Linked DNA regions of Mus musculus: region 1 is linked to region 2. The links are chromatin loops, found by intact Hi-C in ENCODE. Cell type or tissue: heart. All regions are shown on one strand. Each heading gives the region's core, and the rest is flanking DNA. Links, peaks and the distances in the headings are about the cores only. Region 1 has its middle 8.6 kb from the start of Sst. Region 2 has its middle 1.5 kb from the start of Adipoq.

Region 1 (2,909 bases), core at 137-2,636, 750 kb after region 2:
AGAGGCAGGGATGGGGTCAGAAATGTGCCCTAGCCTATAGACCAGAGCCTTAAAAAGCACCTCGATTTACATACAGGAAAACTGAAACCAAGCAAGCCTCTGGGGGCTGCCTGGCTTTCGCTATTCAGAACCTGATATCACTGGGCTCTGCAGTCTTTCCTGGTGACAAGTACTGCACTCATCCTTGGCTCCCTTCCCGAGTGGTCGAGGACCAAGATGCGCTCATGGTAGCTCCCGTTCTTTTCTCTGCGGACCCACAGCTGCCTAGAGCAGAGCCTAGTTTCCTGACAAGGGTATTACCCGATGGGAGAAGCTTTGGTGATTAACGGGCAGAGATGTGGAAATTGCTCCTCCAGGCTTTCCTGCTGTGTCTGTGTCCTTTTGGGTGTTTCCTAATCTCATAAATCCAGCCAGACCTGCTGTGCTGTCTCGGGCTGCTCTCAGAGGAGAGGATCCAACTGTTAAACTGAGCTCCTCTGCCCTCTGCTGGCTCCACCGATAGCAGACAGCCGTCTTAAAAGCCCAGGGCAGGTTTTCTTCATTGTTTCACTTTAAAACGTTCTCAATGTCATAGGCAAGGTGCTCGATGCAGGAGGCACACAGAAACACGCAACATCAATTCTTCCTTCAAACTTGCAGTTTTTGAACACTTCGAGTCATAGTCTGTGCTAGGCAGCCAAACAAGGTTTAACCAATAACGCGAATTTTCTTTTTCACTGAACCATGAAATAAAAAGATTACTAAAAGGGACAACCAACCATTTCTAAATGCAGTGTTATTCCCTCTGGCCTTCCCAAATAGGTTTAGGGCTCTTTGCACAGGGACGGCCAAGACAGAAGAAGCACATGTCCTTCAGGAATGCCGCCTAATTGATGCCAGAAAGTTTCCTAAGAACGAGAACTGGAAAGGAGAACAAACTTAAAAGGTAATCGATCGTTCTGGAACTCAGTCTCCTCCTGCATTAGGTTTGAACGCTCCAGTACAGACCTGTTTACAGTCAATGACACATTTCGAAGAAGCTGCTGCCTTCTCACCTTGAGATCCACAGAGCTCACATCTCTGGAGGAGGGAAAGGGATCTTGTGTATTGGGCGCGCCCCCTTGTGGCTCTTCTTTCCACTGCCTAACCGGCGCTTTCAGAGCTCGCAGTCTTGCCCCATCCTAAGAACCAAGGACCCTTCCTGACCTGCAACCCTCTCTCGCTAGTGCTCGCTAGCATATAGTTCTCAAATAGCTTCTTTTAAGCATTTACAATGGATTAGGATGCTTCCAGTTTAATCTTCAATGAAGAAATGTGTGACTGCGGGGGCTGAATCCCCCACACTGCAGAAAGCTGGGCCACTGGAGTTCCAGGCTCAAAGCTTCCCCTGCAGCTACTCAGTCCTGATGGGGTCTCTGGCAGCAGCCAGTCCACCACTTTGGGACCTGGTTCTGACCTCTTCTCTTCCACCCTTTTAGGACAAGCTCATCACAGAGCTCCCTGGCTCTCTGCTTACCGAAACGCAGTTTACTGGCTGTAGTAAACTGAGTAGTACCCTTCTCCTCAAATTCGTGTCTCCATCCTAACCTCTCTAACTTTGTGGTACATAATGGCAGCCGTGGGGAATACAAACACTAAGCCTAGCTCTCTGCTTTCCCCCTGGCTCAGAGCGGCCCAGAGAGCTGTGTAAGATCTACACTACACTGGGATCATGATTCCGGCCCACCTCCACTGCATTCCTAGAGCCAAGCTCAGACCTCCAAGTGCTCTCTCCCAAAGAGTAGGCTGTGCCAGGGACTCTGGAGGCTAATCTTACCACTGTCACATAGGGCAACCCTACTCCCCCTCCCGACAGCCATCTGACTCCATCTCAATCAATTCCAATCGGCGCCATGATGCATCTCTTGTTGACCTGTAAGCCAGGCTTAGAACTGCCACAGTAACGGTGGACTGGGTGTGAAGATTTAAGTCTCAAGGACTGAGATTTGCTCAAACCATATCGAATTAAAGAAAGGCAGATGTTTCCTGGAACATTAGCAATGTAATGATGAGGGGCTTGGGGGTATTTTTTCCCCAATCCAATAGCATTCTAGAAAATATACTATCTGAGGAGACAAGGTCAAAAGGAGATTGAGCAGGAATATTTTGTATCTACTCAGCTTTGAGGCAGTACATATCACCATCTGCTTTGATTGCTGATGGGGACTCATCCCTCCCACTCTCTCATTTACCCTGGCTCTGCATCTCTTACTCAGGAAAACTTTTGGATAAATTGACGAACCAATGCCATGCCTTGGGAAAAAAATAAACCATTGGCTAAGCAACATTTGACAGCAGGAGTCACGGGGAAACAGATGTCAACGTTGGGTTTCTACCAAGAGTTCTGCTTCAGCAGAAAACTGTGTTCTTAGATTGCCACAAGAGGAGAAAGGAGCCCCAGGCAGGAAGGAGTCCTGCTGCGTGTAGTGAGTACAGAAGATGCTCTGAAGATGTTCTCTCCATTCCTCCAGAGCCTCAGCCTAAGCTCATCTAATGCTATGTCTTTGTGGGCAATCCCCATTTTCTTCTCTTAAAAGGAGTAAAAGGAGGCCAGACTTTTTTTTTTTTTCTTGTATCCAGAGCACTCTGCCCGTCAGGCAAGTGTTCTCTCAGTGAGTTATAGCACAGACCTTCTGTACACTTGTGACAACTTCATAGGACTAAGGCAAAAGCATGCACCCTGACTTCTAAGAAGCCACAGGACAAAGGGGCAGTCATACTCCTAAATAATTCTTTAACAAGACGTATTATATGCTTGCTTGTTTTCCATTAGAGCAATTACCTTATTATCTGTCGGTAGTTTGCCTGCCTGTTGGTCCCTTGTTAAAAAGCCCTCGCCTTTGTTGCTAAAGAACTTTTCTTAACATCAGGGACAATGTTTTCCTGTCTTG
Region 2 (2,909 bases), core at 185-2,684:
ACACAGAGAAACCCTGTCTCGAAAAACCAAAAAAAAAAAAAAAAAAAAAAAAAGGAAGTGAAGAATAGCTGTGGATAACACAGCTTTTCTTTTCTTTATATTTCAGGCATCAGGGATAGAGGTCAGGTGTCAATGTAAATCACTCTACCACTGAGTTACACTTCTAAATTAAAGACATTTTTCCTTTCTTGAATGCCCAAAAATTTGGAGTACTGCAGGACAGGCTCACTCTTCTGCAGTTAGTGTTATGTCTCAAAATTTGATTTGAGGTTTAGTTGTTTCAGTAAATTGTCTTTTTAAAGTCATGACTAAACAATAATATACAGTGAAATTTAACCACATTCAGGAAACACTGAGGAAACTCAGGCCTGTGGGGAAATCTGGCCTTTTGTTTAAGTATCTCACTTCGCATGTAGGCGAGAATTGAGATGTGAACATGAGCTCCTGAAGGAAAGGACCACGTTTCTGTGGCTGCTTCACTCTGGGCAGTAACACATCTGTCCAGGTAAACCCAGCCTTGCTGAACGTCAATCTCAGCACTTGGGAGGCAGAGGTGAGAGTTTGAGGCCAGTCTGATCTATAGAGCAAGTTCCAGGATAGCTTGGGCTACACTGAAAAAACACTGTCTTGAAAAACAAAACAAAACAAAACAAAACAAAACAAAACAAAACAAAACACCAAAAACCAAAAAAGAAAAAAAAAAACAGGAAAAGAAAAGAAAAAAATCAAAATAAAACAAAGCCAAAAACAAAGCAAAAAAAAAAACCACCCAGCAAAAAACCAAACCGCCTAGCCTCAAGACATGTGTGGTTGAATGTTTTTCACTTCTAGTCGCTAAGCAAGTGTGTGTTTTTACACAATGCCCTCTGTGGTGAGTGGCGGATTCCCCTGAGAGTTCACCAAATGATAGGCTTTCACAATGCTCCCGGGTGTCTACCAGACCCAGCAAAGTATTGATGTGGTTTTGGGGTGAAAGTCACTCTGTCTTGTGCAATAGTTAGAATCTGCTGAAACCAGCAGTGTTCCTATATGGGACAGGGGTCCAGAGCTAACCCGGAGGCTATAACTGAGCAGAGGTGAAGACCACGAGGCATTGGGGAGCGTATGCCCTTTGTGGTCAGAGAGATCTAGCTTCGTGCCTTGGGTCTGTGTCTCTCCCTCTTACTGGCTTCTGGCTTCTTCATTAAGTGGGAGACAACCACAGGTATCTGTATGGGAAGACTCGACTACCCCTTGACTCAACATTGCTTGTTACTTACTTTGTACAAGATACTACTTAGTCTAGGGGTTATGGAGCATAACCTCAAGTAGGTAAAGCCCCTGCTCCAGCGTGTTTGCATTCCAGTAAGAAGCGAAAGACAGTAACACACATACAAAATAAGTAAGAAAATGCAACAACAGCAACAACAACAACACACACACACAAAGTAAGCAAAACGCTAAGGGAAAGATAGAGAGTGATACAGCTTTGAGTTGCTGTAGTTCTTCTCTCTCCTTTGCTTCATACAGTTTGCTTGGGAAGTGTCCAGGGCCATGGGGTCACAACTAACAGCCCTTGGAAATGAGCTTGTGTCCTTAATCTTCATGACCTAACGTGATTTCTCTAGAAACATCAGTGCATTAACAGGAAGACAAGATGGAAGATCATATTTTGGCTCTCCTTCCTTGGTGGGTTGACACTGCTGGTCCTATCCACTAGTAAAAGCATGACTCTTAGGCTCTGTGTGGCCAGTGGAAGGTGGCAGTTGGAGGAAGCAGATGCTTGGCCAGCCTTTGCCTGGGAGCAGTCTAGCTCTGAGTGTCTTATTGGAGCAGCTGCTGGCATCCAGAGTTCTTTTTGGATTCACGATTTAATTCAAAAGCTTTGTGCTCCCGAGAATCAGCTCTGGTCTTTCAAAAATAAGATGTGAGTCCGCCGAGAGGCTCCCAAGGTATTGCCTTGCCAACTGCAAGCCTTTTAGGAGCAGTTTAGTGAGTGGTGACTGCTAGTTGCAGTTGGCTGTTAGCCCAGAGCTAATAATAGATAGAAAAGGTATATACTTAAGGAGTCTGGAAACTGAGGTTTATCTACTCACAGAAAATGAGTTTCTAAAAAACTAGCTTGAAACTTACCCAGAAAAATCTTAGAACATGGTTCTCCAATGTCAAGGTAAGTGTTCTGTGACACTGGGCTTGAATTATGTAGGGACCACAGATTTTAGAATTTGGACCCCTGAACTTGCTTCACACCCCACCAGGAACCTTCCTGTACAACAGCCCTCAGAATTCATCTACATGGTCTTTTCTCAGTATGGGATCCGGTCTAGCAAGTGGAGCACACCTTCTATTGCTTAAAGATTTGTTTATGTATATGGGTATTTTGGCTGCATGCATATTTGCACACCAAAAGAAGGCAGCGGATCCCATGGAATTACTGTGGGTGCTGGGAATTGAACTCAGGACCTCTGGAAGAATAGCCAGTGCTCTTAACCACTGAGCCATGCCTGCAGTCCATCTATTTTTTATTCTAGTACAGCCCCTCTTCATTCTTACTGAAATAGTAATGCCTGAACCACACAGCTTCACATTTAGTTACAAAGAAAGAGTGGGAGTATCATGTGACAATTAGTGTTGTTGACTCTCCAGGACAAACTTATGGGAAAGGGAGGTCTCCTGACCCCTGAACAATCATTTTACTTGAGGATAATTTTCATTGCACTCAGAAACATGCTGAATTATTGTCCTTACCCTTGCCCCATCTCTTGCTCTGGTAGAGAATGGCCAAAGCCTGGAAACAGGATGGCTTGACAGAAGCTCTACTTGGCTTCCCAGACCCAAGCTGGATTAAACCAGGTTCCCTAAGGAGTCTTAAGGCAGCTGCCAGGAGCAAGGGGCCCACTCATTGGCTATTGGCCTTGACTGGGTTGGCC

The links. A loop is a pair of places that touch in the nucleus more often than their neighbours do. Peaks named below come from ENCODE experiments on the same cell type or tissue, not always from the same donor. Only the 100,000 strongest peaks of a DNase experiment are listed, where the experiment ranks them.
Region 1: it touches region 2 in a loop (3-fold over the local background); 3 of 42 quality-filtered maps call a loop at or near these places.

What each region holds. Positions count from the first base shown.
Region 1 is chr16:23,897,961-23,900,869 of GRCm38, forward strand. No RefSeq gene overlaps it. Among named protein-coding and RNA genes, the nearest start is that of Sst, 8.6 kb to the left of the region's middle. In heart, for the core only: CTCF peaks have their summits at 490 (motif pointing left) and 1,120 (motif pointing left); DNase peaks (open chromatin) are centred at 451 and 1,101; H3K4me3 peaks cover 614 bases; H3K27me3 peaks cover 563 bases.
Region 2 is chr16:23,143,622-23,146,530 of GRCm38, forward strand. No RefSeq gene overlaps it. Among named protein-coding and RNA genes, the nearest start is that of Adipoq, 1.5 kb to the right of the region's middle. RefSeq lists an enhancer at 766-928. In heart, for the core only: no CTCF peak of the experiment used is centred there; no DNase peak of the experiment used is centred there.